Regions from separate parts of the Mus musculus genome. Here region 2 is linked to region 1. A link is a loop called in an ENCODE intact Hi-C map of the cell type or tissue named here. Cell type or tissue: left cerebral cortex. All regions are shown on one strand.

What was found. A loop is a pair of places that touch in the nucleus more often than their neighbours do. Peaks named below come from ENCODE experiments on the same cell type or tissue, not always from the same donor. Only the 100,000 strongest peaks of a DNase experiment are listed, where the experiment ranks them.
Region 2: a loop joins it to region 1, with 2.1 times the contacts of the local background. A loop is called at or near these places in 2 of 42 quality-filtered maps.

Annotation. Positions count from the first base shown.
Region 1 is chr5:67,691,946-67,699,945 of GRCm38, forward strand. The region is part of intron 24 of Atp8a1 (ATPase, aminophospholipid transporter (APLT), class I, type 8A, member 1); the gene reads right to left. It overlaps Gm46914 (a long non-coding RNA gene), which reads right to left. Exons shown (of 2, transcript XR_001784868.2): 2 at 5,719-8,000. Among named protein-coding and RNA genes, the nearest start is that of Gm46914, 7.0 kb to the right of the region's middle. In left cerebral cortex, no CTCF peak of the experiment used is centred here; DNase peaks (open chromatin) are centred at 3,287, 5,462, 6,354 and 7,722; H3K27ac peaks cover 2,414 bases.
Region 2 is chr5:67,638,952-67,646,951 of GRCm38, forward strand. All of the region lies in intron 33 of Atp8a1 (ATPase, aminophospholipid transporter (APLT), class I, type 8A, member 1), which reads right to left. It overlaps Gm15478 (a long non-coding RNA gene), which reads left to right and starts at 911. Exons shown (of 3, transcript XR_003955932.1): 1 at 911-1,223; 2 at 1,554-3,646; 3 at 5,851-7,826. In left cerebral cortex, no CTCF peak of the experiment used is centred here; DNase peaks (open chromatin) are centred at 4,792 and 5,053.

The sequences.
Region 1 (8,000 bases):
GGCCTCTCAGCGGAAGTTAGAGCTTCGGGATCGTGATAGGTTCCATAAGGAAAATCATTCCTTGTGAGCATCTAGTCTCACTTGGGGTAGAGAGGAGAGGAAGGGAGAGGAGTGTGGTATGGGTAGCCAGCCTGTATTTTGGTGCTGGGGTTGGGGTACGCAGCAAAGAAAGATCAATCCAGGGAAAGGAAGGAAGGGGAGGGAGGTATAATTATATAATTTAAATAGTTCTGTGGATAAAGGCTTTTACCAAAGCCGTCGAGGTAATTATTTTAAACCACCACTGAGAGCCTCCTAAACACTTATTTTGAGGTTGGTATTAACTACTCTCCAGTGGTGGCTGCGATTCAGACGGGGAAAGGGAGAAGCATTCGTGGAGGGACTGGGCTCGGCAGCCATCCAGTCTCTCCTACTGCCTTCAGTCCAGCCAGGACGAGGTTGCTCAGAATATACCGCTGGTCTTGGGAAAATAAGCAGTAAGCAAATTACCAAACCAACGGTCTGGAGAAGGTAAGTATAGAGGTCTAGGAGAAACTGTTTCCCAGACCCAGAGAAAACGAACGCTGGACCCATTTGCTTAATAATTTCAATTAATGCAAAGAGGAATATGGAAGAGTCATTATCTGCAGGTCTTTCTTAGGGCAGAGCCTACGTACACTGTTCCTATTATTCTCTGTGTGTATTCAATGACTTCTATGCATTTCCCTCCAGAAGGGCATTCTCTTTTAGCTGCCCTGGGGGGTGGGGGGAAACTATATGCAAGAATAAATGAAACAAGATGGAAGACATGGCACTGACTCTCAGGACATAGAATCCTGTGAAGGAGTCACTCTGTCACTAGAGAAGGTACAGTTATTCAAAGATGGATCCCAATTCAGATAAAAGCACACTCTGGATTTGGAGTAGTGGAAGTGGAAATATCAGGGTACTGATCACAACCCTGAATGTGGATCACAGAAATGCTGTGATCTCTGGCATGTGAAGGGACACAAGTGAACCAACAGCCCCGTCCCTACCTACAGGAGCAGGGTGCGATGCCTCCGGGTACACCTGGTACCTCCCTCAGTTTCTCACAGACAGTTGTACGTAACATTGTTCTGACCTGCCAAAGGTATGAGCGAGGGGGGGGGGGGGGGATGGAGAGAAGGCAAAAAGGCCAGGAGTGAGCCCTCAGAAATGTCAGCAGTTTGTGGGGAGCTGTGCAAGGGGGCAGCCTGGTTAGAAAGCACTTATCTGTAATTCTGGGTCTCAGGGAAGAGTGCAGATGTTTAGGCGGAGTGAGGTAAAGAATATTCACATTTGAGGGCAGGGGAATTTCTTGAAACAGAGACACCATGAATCTGTGAACAATTTCACTCAGAGTTCTGTGCACCAGTCAGTCTTGGCTGCGCCGTGTTTACAAAAGGGGACATATTTAACTCCACAAGACCAAACAGTGTACGTGTTTGATGGGACTTTTTCAACCACATACTCTGGTTGCCAGCAGACACAGTCTCAAATTAGGGGCGTGGAAATTAAGCGATTTGCTCAAGCATCATTTTTACCTTTTAGTAATGCTTACATTTCTTACCAGGGGTAAGCAGTGTGCCTTCCAGGATCTGAACAAATCTCCCTACCACAGGGCATTACAGGAGAGTATCTCTGCCTCAGATAGAGAGCAGTAACACCTTTAACTCTGTGAGGACTTGGAGACCTCACTCAGAAAGAGCTTTGCTAACAGTATTAAGAAAAGTCAGAATAGAAGCTCTGACACTGTAGTGCAAGAGAACTCAGTGTGGTTTCAAACCTGCCTAAACTAGTTTTCAAAGCAATACAAAATCTATTGTATTAGACTCAGGGGACATATCAAAACAAAACCTGAAGTAGCTCACATTTTCTTCCCCCCACCCCCTTCCTCTTCTGGAGTCAAGTTAGTGACTTGCTTATTCTGGATTTCTTTCAGAAGCCATTTACTCATGGCTGATTCCCAAAACAGTGAGGTTTGTCTGCATAAAACATGTAAGTTGAGCCCAGAAGGGTGTAGATGACAACTTCAGCATTTATATCCTGAATGTCCTATACATTATAGTAGAAATTTACACAGTGTTAGAAGGTCAAATGTAGGTAGAAAAAAAACAAAACAAAACAAAAACAAAAAACATTCCATGAAGGGTTTTCTTTTACTATGGTGTTGGAATTTTTTTTAAATGCTTGTTAACTTAATCTCCAATGCGGCCAACAATTAATTTTCGATAAAATATATCAGAGAAGAAATATCAGAATCTATAATCAAAGTTATGGTTGGTTTGGGGCCATTTTCTTCAGTTCAATAGAGACGGGGAGGCAATGGCTGTGTAAAGCTGTCTCTCATGGAAACCGCCAACAAAGAGCTCTGCTCTCCTATGAACCAAGCTGGAAGCACCAGTAAGAGTGGAGGACGCCATCCCAGCATTTCTAGAGTGCTTACCCGGGCAGGGTGCAACACCAAGGGGAGATTAAGGGCACATGAGAGGAGCAGATGTCCCTCCCTTTGAGTCTGACTGAAGCCTCTAGCCAGCTAAGCATCAAACATTCAAGCAATTAATATTTGCCATGAAAGTTGCCTACCTAGAGAGGATACTCTTTATGTTGAGTTATTTTCAAGTAAGAATGTTAAAGTAGCATGAACTATGCTTATTCCTAATTGTAAACCAACAATGTGCTTACTAGGAATCTCATACAAACCTCATTTCTAGTTAAAAAAAAAAAAGTCTAATCCCGCTTGTGGAACTCTTGAGCGATTTGCAAACCTTCACGATGGCAATCCCTATCCAAGGCCCCCTAGAACAGCCATAAACCCTCATTTATTGGGGTGGTAGAGGCAGTGTACAGCTACCTCTGGCTCCCACAGCATGGCTATCTGTACTTGCTACAGGCTAGCCACCGTGGTCAATATTTAACAGGCACTGTTTTGTTAAATTCTTTATAATAGCATGTCTAGGACTTAGTTACTTTCATGACTTCTATTTCACAATTGTGGTACTAACCACTGGGCGTGGTGGCACACGCCTTTAATCCCAGCACTTGGGAGGCAGAGGCAGGTAAATTTCTGAGTTCGAGGCCAGCCTGGTCTACAGAGTGAGTTCCAGGACAGCCAGGGCTATACAGAGAAACCCTGTCTCGAAAAAGAAAAAAAAAAAAAAGAGCTACAAAATGAGTATAAAAAGAACAACAGCAGATGCGGATGCCGAATCACTGGAAGTATTTCTAGAGCTCCACAGGGCAGTCATGCCAGAGAGACTCAAGTAATCTCACAGTTACCTTTCTCACTGTATCACAAACCTAGTCTTCCCACAGCCGTTCTCAGTAATTTTGGAAGACTCTAATTAGAACTTGGGAAGTAAAACTAGGTCACGGTATTACGTTCCTCCAGTTCTCACCTCACAGCTCAAATGTTTTCAGCTTTAACATATTTTAAGTAAAGTATTTTATGATAGAAGGTTTTACGGGAAGCGTAGAAAGGACCCTGTGGATGAGCCAGGCTATCGGGGCGTCTGAGAGGTTTGCGGCATCATTCCTGGGCACTGGGCGGGGCTAGGGGGAAGCATATTTCCATGAAGTCAGCACATTCAAATTCCTGACTGTTGACAGGAACTGTGCTCAGTTAGAGCATAACCAGGATCCCTAAGAGAGCTGGTCAATGAGACACGAGAAAAATCATACAAATTATGGAGAGGGTCTGTTTATTACTTAATAGGCTTTGTCATCAACTTTATATGCCTCTTAATGATACTTATTCGTGACATGAAATTCTTCTTTTTTCTTTGTGTATGTGACATATACATGCATACTCGTGTGTGTGTGTGTGTGTGTGTGTGTGTGTGTGAGAGAGAGAGAGAGAGAGAGAGAGAGAGAGAGAGAGAGAGAGAGAACAAGAGAGAGTGAGCTGGAGGGGGTCAACATTTGTATGACTTTCTCTATTCCTCCCCATCTTATTTGTTGAGATAAGGTCTCTCATTGAACCTGGGTCTTTTCCTTTCAGTTAGGCTGGCTGACTAGAAAACTCCTCAGATCTGTGTTTCTTCTCCTCTAGGGTTAAAGACATGCGTCATCATGATGGCTTTTAGGGGGATTGTGGAGACTCCATCACGGGTCTCTATACGTGCAGAAAGTGTATTATCCACCAAAGCATTTCCACAACCTGAAATTCTTATTTTTAAATTTAAAAAGTTCAACAAGTCTTTTTGCCTAAGATACCTCTTTCTTTGTCTTGTGGTGGCACTCTGAAACCATGGGAATAATTGGAGACAGGTAAACCTGCCAGGTTTCCATTCAGGTCTGAAGGGTGAGACATTGGTTGTGTATATGTCTTCTTCAACTGGTTGTATGCATTCATTCAAAGGTGAAACACTGGCCTGGAGGTGTTTTATTTTGTTTTTGTTTTCTTTTTTTTCAAGAAGGTTAATAACACCAAAATCCAAGACATGACGAGAAAGCCCCAGCAATGCTTTTGGACAGTCAGTCTATTTTCTGGGAGACAAATGCTTCCTTCATCAGAGTCACCAGGAGAAACTTTCCCCTCTTTTTAGAACTGGCATTTTCCTATGTAGCTCAAGTTGGCCTCAAACTTATCTCCTGCCTCTGCCCTCTGAGTGCTGTGATCACAGGCTATGCCGACTGAAGAAGGAAGATGTTTTATATATGAGTTTTTAGAACCTGAGAATATGATTCTTTATAACAATGTAACATGAGACATTACCACTTTAACGTTAGTATGGTAGAAAAGCTGGAAACTATATAGTAATATGTGTCACTCATATGAAAGATGACTGACAGCCAGAACTTACTGCCTCATGGAAACTATTAAAGACGGAAAGTGATACACTTTGTATAAAAATTCTCATTACGCACAACAGAAAGCTATTGGACTCTTTCCACCACATTCTATGACACCTCTTTGCATGTACCACACACCACCATACCAATGCTCTGCCCAAGGTAACACCACACACACACACACACACACACACACACACACACACACACACACATACACAGAGGCAGCTAGACCTGCATGGCTCTGAGAAGCTAATTTCAATGACTAAGGTCCTACTGTGCTGTTTCAGAGGACAGCCCCAGAGCACTTGACAAGTCACACATTCATAACTTCATTCCTGAGACAGCATGCTCTGAGGTTTATGACTTGTTAATTGTTCTTTGTGCTCATGGAGTGAGCACCCCGAGCCTTCTTGCTGTCTATCAGTACAGTCTGAAAGGCAGACTGGCTGTTTTTCTTCCTCTCTGTGATGGGGAATACAGCTAATAATTTTTATAGATAGGCATTCTAGCTGCTCTCAGGATCCGCCTGAACTCGGAGCCACCGGATTTTTATGACAGATCAGAAGGCACTGTGCAAAGAGATGCTTCATCTCCTGCTGAGAAACAAATGAGCTCATCCCAGGAGGTCTGACCCCAGACAGCCAGATTTGTAAATTCGCCCCACTCCCGGGGAGTGAGTACATTCGCTCCCGGGGAGAAAGAGCTTCCCCAGACATTGTTTGGAAGGCTGGCAGTCAGGATTGCAGGCAAGAGTGCTAATCCACTGAGCCACAGTGTCTGCCGCCTACTCAAATTCATAAGGAGGCTTTAGATAGGACGAATTAGCTCACATTGAAGATTGATGCACTTTCTTTTTCTTTCTTTCTTTTTCCTATTCTTCTCTTCTCTCTTCTCTCTTTTCTTTTCTTTTCTTTTCTTTTCTTTTTTTTTCTTTTCCTTTTAAAGGGAAGCCCTTAACTTAAAATTATGTGGTGACTTACTGCTCTGGTATTTATCTGGTATTTACAACGTGTTAGGTAATTTGCTGGGCACTGGGAAGGATAAACCGGAGCAGTCCCTTCTTTCAATGAACTTGCGTGTTCTTGGAGTCTTCTCTCTCTTATTTTTTGGAAAAATAGGTAGTAAAAATACCTTTGAGGTATTTCTCAATTTGAGTTTCCACTTTACAAATCTAACAATAAAAACAAACCACGGTAACGATATATGAACAACGTGTGTTCTGGGTGGATTTGTCCACGTGACATAAACCTACATACACCCGGACTGTGGGTGGAGCGATCGCCTCCATCAGATTAGCTCCTGGCTATGTCTGTGGTGGGGATTTTCTTGATTGCCAATTGATGTGGTAGGGCCCAGTCCACTGTGGGCGGTGCCATTCCTAAATATGTGGGGCTCAGCTATATAAGAAAGGTACCCGAGCAAGCCATGAAGAATAAGCTAGCAAGCAGTGTGCCTCCATGGGCTTTGGCTCAGTTCCTGTCTTGAGTTCCTATCCTGGCTTCCCTTGCTGATGGGCTGCAACCTATCAGCCAAATAAACAAACCCTTTCCTCCCAAGGTACTATTGGCCATGTGTTCATCACCATAAGAGAGAGCAAACTGGAGTGCTGCATAATGACTATTTTTGATATTCCCTGTTCTCTTTCAGGTTGTCATTTATAGTACTGGCTATCTAAAAACACTTAGAACAGTGCTGATCTAGGAAGCATGTGGCAATGATAGAGAAGACTAAAATAAAAGCAGGCATGCTGGCACAAGCGACAGAAGGAAAAAGCCTCACCCGGCCCTGTTTGAGGCCACTCCTGGTGGCTCCTTTTCCAAGGACCATGCGGTCAAGCCTCTGAGTTGTTCCTCCACCACATCCTTGCCACTGGGGCCCCACTTCCTTCTTCCTGTACATGCGATCCATGCCTTCTTGCCCTTCTAAACATGTCTATACGTCATTGCTATGTACCTTGTATGCACAAAGTTGAGGAATACCTTCAGTGTGGGTATGTTCTCTAACCTGATCCAGTTTGCCCTGGTGGGTCTCAGATCACTTTTTCAGTTCTAATTCTGCTATTTCTTTCTAGGTGGCCTTACAAGTACCATGCCACCGTTAGCAAAGATTAAGTAGATTCGTAATGTACATCACACAGACGCATAAATATTGGCTAAGGTATGGCAAATGCAAAGAGCAAAGCACTAAAAAACAAGAAGCAGCCTGGGATAAGGGAGGCAGCCCAAGAATGAATGGGAGTGACCTTAGCTGTGACTCACAGCATTGGGGATATGGAACCTGAAGAAGCGACCTCTTATAGCAGCCAGGCAAGAACCCCAGTAGAGCAATAGGGACACCGACCCACCCACAAAACTTTCAACTCAAAATTTATTCTGTCTACAAGAAATGCAAGGAACAGAGGATGAAGCAGAGACTGACCAACCAATAACCAGCCCAACTTGAGACCCATCATCACATGGGCAAGCACCAATCTCTGAAACTATTAATGATACTCTGTTATGCTTGCAGACAGGAGTCTAGCATGGCTGTCCTCTGAGAGGTTCCACCCAGCAGCTGACCCAGACAGAAACAGACACCTATAGTCAAACCGTGGATGGAACTTGGGGACTCTTATGGAAGAACAGCAGGAAGGATTGCAGGCCCTGAAGGAGATAGGAGCTCCACAGGAAGATAAATAGAATCAACTAACCTGCACCCCTGGGTCTCTTACACAGGCTGGACTTAGGCTTCCCAGAATATATGCAGCAGATGTACAGCTTGTTCTTCATGTGGGTCCTGAATAACTAGAGTGGGGGGCCATCCCCAAAGCTGTTCCCTGTACATGGGGTATGTTCCTCTAGCTGGGCTGCTTGTCTGGCCTCAGTGGGAGGATACACCTAGCCTCACAGAGACTTGATGTGCTAGGGTGGGCGGGATTCCCAGAGGAGCCCCCACCTGCTCAGAGGAGAAGGGAAGGGGGGATAGGGGACTGTGGGAGGCACACTGGGAGGGGGTAGTGAGTGGGATGTAAAGTGAATAAAAAGGAAAAAAAAAAAAGGAAGGAAGAAAACATTTCCAGACAAGAGGCTTGTTTGAATTAAAGATATAGCACCAAAAGCCAAGCCTCCCTCTCTTCTGTTCTCTCAGATCACAAACGAGATGGCTGGGCCTCACGTCAGTGCTCAGCAACCTGAATGAAGTACTGATTGACCATCTTTAGCCTG
Region 2 (8,000 bases), 53 kb before region 1:
GACCTGGGAAGTCTGGCTGAGATCTTCCTTCTGAGAAACTCTAAGACAGGAAAAGAAATGTCCGCTCTATGTTCTGGCACCTATCATCAAGAAATGTCTTCTGATGTTTTATTTCAGTCCAAGTGAATGCTCTCAGGTCTGCAATTATATTCCAGGACATATAAAACAGGTTTCCCGTGACTTAGGAACTACTAACATTTATTTCTCGCTTCCTTTGATCCAAATCTGTTTTCTATGGCTTCTGGTACTCTCTGGAATACTGCATAACCCACTGGCAGAGCCATCTATCGTGGTTTAAGAAGTGGGTGCTAATTCAAGGAACTTCCGTGGTCTGGTTTATCCTTAACCACCCAGGTCGAGCTTCGTGGGATCTCTCTACCCGAACAATATGGAAGGAACTCTGTATTTACTGAGGAGTTCTCTCCTTAGAGACCTCTTTTCTCCATGTCCCGGGGATGCCCAGCATCTGGGCACTGAAGGTGACAGTGGAACTCAGCAGCCTTCTACAGCAATAGCAGGGGACAAGCGCTCCCTCCTCTGCGCATACTATTCGCAGCTTGCGTGGTATTCTCTGTACATTTATTCCGCACACGCTAGACCATACCTGTTGGTGAACTTTGCATCTCCTGATAGCCAGTGTAGGACCTGGCACGCAGGCACTCCATAAATCCTGGCAGAGCTAAGCTGAATTGGGCTCTTGTGTAAGATGAATTATTACTTTCTCCATAAAAATAGACAGGGCAGAACATCCAGAAAATAAGGAGAAGGGTGTTTTGGATAAACCCCAATATGTTTGCAATTATTTCCAGCAGCTCTTGATGACTAGGGGGAGGGGGAGGGGGAGGGAATCCTTTCGCTGCTAGGACAACCACAAACAAACAAACAGACAAAGATTGCAGAAAATGTGTAAAGTAGACACCAGCACACAGCATTTCCAGTTCTTTACCATGGCCAATTCTAGAGGTGGTAAGGGGCCGGAAAAGGCTTAAGATTCCCGGTATGGAAGCTAGAATGCCCCGTAAGAAGCTCTCGCTCTTGAATCTTCACTGTCTCAACAGAGCAGGTGATGTGAAAATAAATCAGCGAGGAAGATGTTCAGAGGAAAAGGAGGCTCTAGCTGCGACCCAATCAATTGGCAGTTGTTAAGCCTGGCTATACAGCCCTGCATACTGAAGGTGCCGTCGGCAAGGAACAGTCTTCAGAAATGGCGTAGAGAATGCCAGGTACTGTGTAGCTCTGAAGAGCCGTTTTCTAAGACTGCAGCCCCAGCATAGTAAAAAATAATTAGGAACAGAGTTGTAGTTTTATTTCGATTTTCCTTATTGTGCTATTTTTAAAATGTAAAAACAATACAGAATGGGGATGGAGTTAGTAACAAAATACTTTGATTATGAGAAAATACAGATTGAAGGTTTTAGGGTATTACTGGGTAAATTGTGTAAGAAGGGGTACATGATCTCAAATCTCAATATTTCTACTCTCTAAACAGAAAGGCCTTAGATCAGAGATGCCCTCTCTTCCTTGATCCTGAAATGCTCTCTTTCATGCTACAGGTATCCGAGTTTCAGCCCTACTGTCCCATCTTCCAAAACACCTTCTATCCAGTCCTGGTGCTCTTTCTTCCCATTACGTTCTACTCTGGATAAAGACTGCCACTACCTCATCACATACAGAAGTAACTCACACCTTAAGCCCCTTCCTGCCCTCCACTACAGAAGAAAGGAACGCAGAGGAAACTGCCCTGAAGAGTATCTAAAGCTCTGCCACACGCTGCACTCTCTGCCCTTGCTCAGTTATCTGGCGGACCACATCTGGCTCGCAGATATGACATCATGTTCTGAGTCACCAGCAAGGAGACCACCTATGGACATGGACCAGTTCTGTTCTCTGCTTCCCAAGACAGAGTCTGGAGTGAGTTAGACACTTGCTCTCCATTAGAGGGAAAGATGCCATGGATATGAAAAAACAATTCCACATCTCTTCACGGCTCTAAGAAGTGTGACGTCATAAGCATAAAGTACTGGCTGAGGACCCGAATCAGGACAGTGCTTTCTGTACTTAAATCTCTTCTGCCTTAGCATCATTTCTAGACACTCCTCCCTTAACAAGAAGGGCTTTGAAGCAGCAACTGACCACTTGCCCCACTTACTGTCAGGGTCATGGGGACTGTGATTGATGGCATGTTTTGTTGGATGGGTTGGCGATTGTCCTTGGCTCACTGAAGAACATCTGATGAGTTTAAACTAGTGGTTCCCTCCAGGATACTTGGCTTAACACAGTAATCTCAGATTTAAAAACCCTGCCCCTCCTTGGGAGCCCTAGCCTTACCACCAATAAGTTATTATATTGCTGTCTAGTAATTAAGGGTTGATAGGTGGATAAGGACTATTTTAAGCAGGAAATTCCTCATAGGAAGTGTGATTTATGACAATGGAAATAGGCAACAGCACAGTTTAGGAAAATCTTATCAATGTTGTAGTTCATGAATGTCTTTCCTCGGGGGTGACACCAAGGGGCCCAACAAAAATTTTTTACTGTTTTTCAGACTGACTTTACAAACCTCAATCAAGAGATCTGAAATTCTGTAAAACACATGCTCTTTCCTTAACTTCAATTTCCTTCGGTAGTTTTATAGATCCCCGAGGCCAGGGAGAGCAGAAACAGATGGCGCTGGGGGTGGGGGGCACTTTTCAGTGTGTGTCTGCAAAGCCGTAATAAATTTAAAAGTTTTTTTTTTTTTTTTTTTGTTGTTGTTGTTGCAACCCAGCTTCTGGTATTAATCCTGATGTGAAATGACCCTTGATAGAGTACGATATAGCTGCTTTTCTATTTTTTTTTTAAATCTGGTTTACTAATCATTTAAAAAAAAAAACATTTTCTTCTGGAAATTCCTAAAAAATACCCAGTGCCATCATCTGGACACGTCTGGAAAGCAGGCTGGCCTGTGTTTGTATGACACAGCGCTTTTCCCCAGGGACCTCCTTACCCCATAAACTGTTGTGCTGGTGTGAAAAAAATACAAGTCAGGTCTGAAGAAAAAAAAAAACCACCCTCTTAAATCACAGCCAGAAAACATTCAAAGTTGCAGCCAAGCTTGTTGCTCTGTTTTTTTCTTTATTTTTAAAAACTTTCCTCCAATTGGCTAACTTCATAGACTCCACTTTCTCCCACCAATGTCATCATTCCTTCTAAAAACCGTCTTTTAGTAATTTTGGCCACTGAGTTATTTGTTAATCACTATCATTTGATCATTGTTATAGGCAGGCGTGCAGAATGGCTGTGTTGGAGATCCAGTGCACAATTACAAAGGGATGTTTTCACATGGGAGCATCCTACCACCAACTAAGAACCACCAACTAGGAGTCACGGAAGGATGAGCTGTGCCCTGTCCTGTGGGGATGAGCCTTCTGGCAAGTCCACAGGAAAAGAAGCTACGGTTGCTTGCATAAAACAACTCTCCAAACACTGACAAAGGCAGCTGAGGACAGCTGAGGACCAGAAGGCTACATACAGACACCACTGGCCACTTCCCCAAGCATGCGGGCATCAACGTAAATGCTTATTTAGTACCCTGGTACTAAAGGAGGGTTAAGCCTCCACAGTTGCTATGGCTGAGAAACAAACCGTCAAGGACCAGGGAGAAAAGGTGAGGGAAGAAAAGCAAATGGGACAAATGTTTGAGGGTCTGGTGGTTATGGGGGTGGGGGGGGGGGCAGGAAGAGGCTGTTCTGTCCCCTGTGCTTGTTTGTTAAGTCCTTTGCTGGCTGGGTCATCTCCACTGCCATGGTGAAGGTAAAGGTAGGATTCCTACAGATGAGCTGAAGTGAGGTGGGTGCTATACCATGTGATTAGAACTCTGGGCACTTTTTAAGGAGACATAAACAGTTTCATACTTGGTTAATTTAGGAAGCTGATCTGGGGCTCTGGGTAAGCTATGAAATAACAGGACAAATGAAAACAGGAAGATGGCTGCAAGATGAAAGGAAAGAACTGCCGGGTGTGGTGGCACATGCCTTTTTTTGGGGGGTGGGGGGTGGCACATGCCTTTAATCCCAGCACTCGCGAGGCAGAGGCAGGTGGATTTCTGAGTTCGAGGCCAGCCTGGTCTACAGAGTAAGTTCCAGGACAGCCAGGGTTATACGGAGAAACCCTGTCTCGAAAAACCAAAAAAAAAAAAAAAAAAAAAAAAAAAAAAGGAAAGAACTGTAGAGCAAAGAGCTTGTGACACCTGTCAGTAATAAATTCAATGGCCTATCACTTAGGCAGGAAGCAGGAGGTGGGACATCCTATAGGCAGAAAGGATTTTGGGAGAGTGTCAAGCAAGGGAGATTTCCCTGGGAAAATATGACGGATATAGATGCATGGTGCTTTAGCACAGATAACCAGCCACATGATAGAATGCAGCTTAGAATAAGTGGATTATTTTAAGTCATGATCTAGTCAAAGAAGAACCTAGCTATGTGGTCAAGATATTTGTAAATATATCTTGAGTCTGAGTCTTATTTCTGGAAGCATGGGGCTAGGAGGAAGAATCAGAACAAACTTCTACAAACAGCCCTCCTGACTGCAAGTAGGAGCAACAGTGGGTACCCAAGAGAAGGTGGAGAATTCCTCAGCCTGTTGGAAGAAACTGGTGGTTTTTGAAAATAAAACTGGGACTTCATTCTCTGGGCTACTAGCTTGTCATCAGCTATTTCTCTATTTATGACAATATGGATCTAACTTGCATGAGTCATGCCTGCTATGAAATGTGTCACTGGGAAAACACACTGAGTGTGTGATAAGTACTTGCTCTCTTTCTTCCCACTATCTGTGAGCAAGGGTTTCCCCTTCCATATGCTATGAAAAGCAGCCGTGTCTTCACACACACCAAAGGCTGTAAAGGTGAACCCAAACCACGGAGATGGTAGAAGATGACTACACGGTCCAGAACCATATGTGAGTGCCCATGGAGCTGACTTAGAAGCAAGGACCTGTGTCTATAAGTTGCCTGAGTTGTACAATTCACACCCTGAAACCTGTGAGCTAGAGTGAGAGTCTGAGCCTTTTAATTTGTTCCACTTGAGAAGCCATAGAAGCCATGGGGGCTGGAGGTGGGAAGAGAGGATGCGTAGGAACTAGAAGGCACCATGGAGATGTAGATAACTTGTTGCCTCACTGTTGCTAGTGACTGAACTGGTCCCCATCACTGAAGCATGATTTTGGCAAGCCTAGCATCCTCCTCTGTCCATGTCATATAGAAAGAGTTATCTGAGCTGAAATTTACCTCTCTGCATCTTCTACCCGGTTTTTCTTCTGTTTGCAGAAGATACAGCAGAAGTATAGACTGATGTCATTTAATGTCCATCACAACCTGTACCATATAAATGGATAAACAAAGAAAGACAGCAGCATTTGGTCCTTGCTGTGGTTGTGCAATGACTCTTGCGGCATCAATGCCTCGGAAAAGCAGCAGTGCAGGACAGCAGACAACAGGTTTCCTCTTCTATGCAAATCCACGAGAGACAGTCTTTGGGAGGGAGCTGCCTTATAGATTCATGGTGTCCTAACTAAGCAGCTAGTACCAGAGAAGTAGCATTCACAAAAATGTCACCTTTGCCATTCCTTATGGGAGGTCAGACTAAACTCCTAGGGCCTCAGTTAAATTTGTCTTTGAATTGGTTATTAAAACAAATTTGTGATGAGAACCAGAAGTTAATGTCAGACAGGTTCGTCCAATGGCTGCTTGTCTGACTGTGAGCAAGCACCTTGGGTCATAGAGTGCCTTTACCTGCTGCCCGTCTCTCTGCCCATGCGCATGGCACTTACTTATCTCATTCTACTTACTCATTGTCTTTCTCTTCCTACCAGAGACATCAGCTGCGGAAGGGCATGATTTCTGTCATCCCTGAATCCAGTGCCTAGAAACGTGGCTGACACAGAGGAATCCCAGTAGATGTTTGTCAGACCAACTGACTATGCACACAGACCTTGGAAAAGCACCTGAGGGCAAGTGAGTGTTCAACAGCACTAGGATGACTGGCATTACGGTGCTTCCAAGACCTTGGCTGCCTGTGGGAGTAGCTCCGCTACTCTCAGCCAATGCCCCTTTAAGGCCGCAGAGTCCCCCAGCCTCCAAAGCCTGCTTATACCATTTTCTGTTCTATCACCTTGCACACTGCCTACATTAAGCTTTTTGGCAACTAAGAACAACCCTATGCATATAATTTAGTCTCAGAAGGAAGTGTTGAGACAGGGAAGGACCGGATGTAGACTACATGTATGTGTGTAGAGGCATGTAGACTCTGAACTCGACACCAGTGACCTTGCTTTTGGTGGTGACAGAAAGTTATTACCCACTGTGTCAGGAATTCTGTGAAGTTATCTCTACACTCTTGGCCTTGCTTTGGGTGGGGTTTCACTATGTGTATTATACGGCACACGCCAAGCCAGCCAGTGTTGACTGTTGCTACCTACAATAAGGTACTGCCATACATATACGGTGCTGATTTTGTTATGAAAGTCAGATGAATAAACAAACTGTAAGATGATCACCCAGTTTTTGCCCAACCTTACAATAGATATAAAATATTGGCACAAGAGTAAAAACTTCTTATATATGCATATATATATATATAGTCTGTAGTGTCAATTGAGATATAGAACCTTAGGAATTGCAAAATCTCACACACCCGAGAAATCACTTCTTTCTGAGATGACTTGAGTTCTAATATAACTAGTGGCTGTGCTTATCATGAAATGTCACAAACTGAGCACAGGAGATCCTGTTACCCCACAAGAAACAGACGGACAGCACCTATGTTTGACATCATGCATGGCAGTTCTGTCAAGCCCTCGGCTGGAGAGGAGGTTCATCTGAACACACATACACTCATGTATATGCACACATCAGAATGTGTGACAAGCACTGAAGTGCAGCATAGTGTTAAGGAATCAATCTTTTCCTTGGATCAGCGAGACTGACATGTTTTGGACAAGCTAGGAGAACCTCCAGCTGAACTAGCACAGTCCTTCTATTTCCAATGACGCTCCAGCTATGTAAATACATCATCCAAAGTCGCGGTAGTCAGAAAGCAGGAAGGAACAGAGCTCCCATTAGCAGTTCCCACCGTCCACGAAGGGACCAGAACTGTGATGGAGCACTGACATTCATTTCACGTTGAATTAAACACGGCACTGGCGTGCGTCTCAGGAGACGATATTAAGTTCCGTGTTTGGGTAATACCAGGAATTCTACAGGCAGGGGCAGAATTATATTTGGTTGGCTAGAAGCCAACCATACTTTGCACTTGTCCTAGAAGTAGGTGGTCAAAAACTCAGTTCTTGTCATCAGACCCACTAGCCACAGTTGCTTAAGTGATCAGGGGAAGGGGGGGTCTCAAACTCTTCTGTGGTACTCATTTTGAAGATAAAATCGACACAGAGACATCTGGACACGAAGGGGACTTAATGTGTACTGAGAGAGGTTCAGTTAGAACTGAGCTTGGGAAAAGCAGGTTCAGGCAGACATCACAACACAGGGACAGAGCAGCATTGGGTTTCCCACACAGCATCATCAGAGACTGAAGACATACACTGTCACACACACGAACCATTTTCCTCTTCCAGAAAAGAAAGTCTTAGAAATCAAGGCAGGGAGGAGGTATGTTCCCGGCTCTCTCTGCTCTCTTTAAAACACATGCTGTAAATTTTCTAGGCTTCACAGTGTGCGTTTCAAAAGATACCTTCACGTTCGGTGGAGGGAAGAGCCGGACTCTTGGTGCATCTGGCTTTCCTGTAATGGTATATAATGCCCCTGTCTAATAAATCTAACCACATTTTTCTTAAGAAAAAAAAAGTGTCTGCATTCTGTTAATTTATAAAAAGCAGGGTGCTGTCAGATCGAATTTCATGAAAATGATCTATAAACCAGACTGTCAAAAGTGAAGGGCACTCAGGCAGAGTTACAGGCAGGGAATACGTGCAAACCACCGGAGAGGGTTCCTGTGAACGCTACGAAA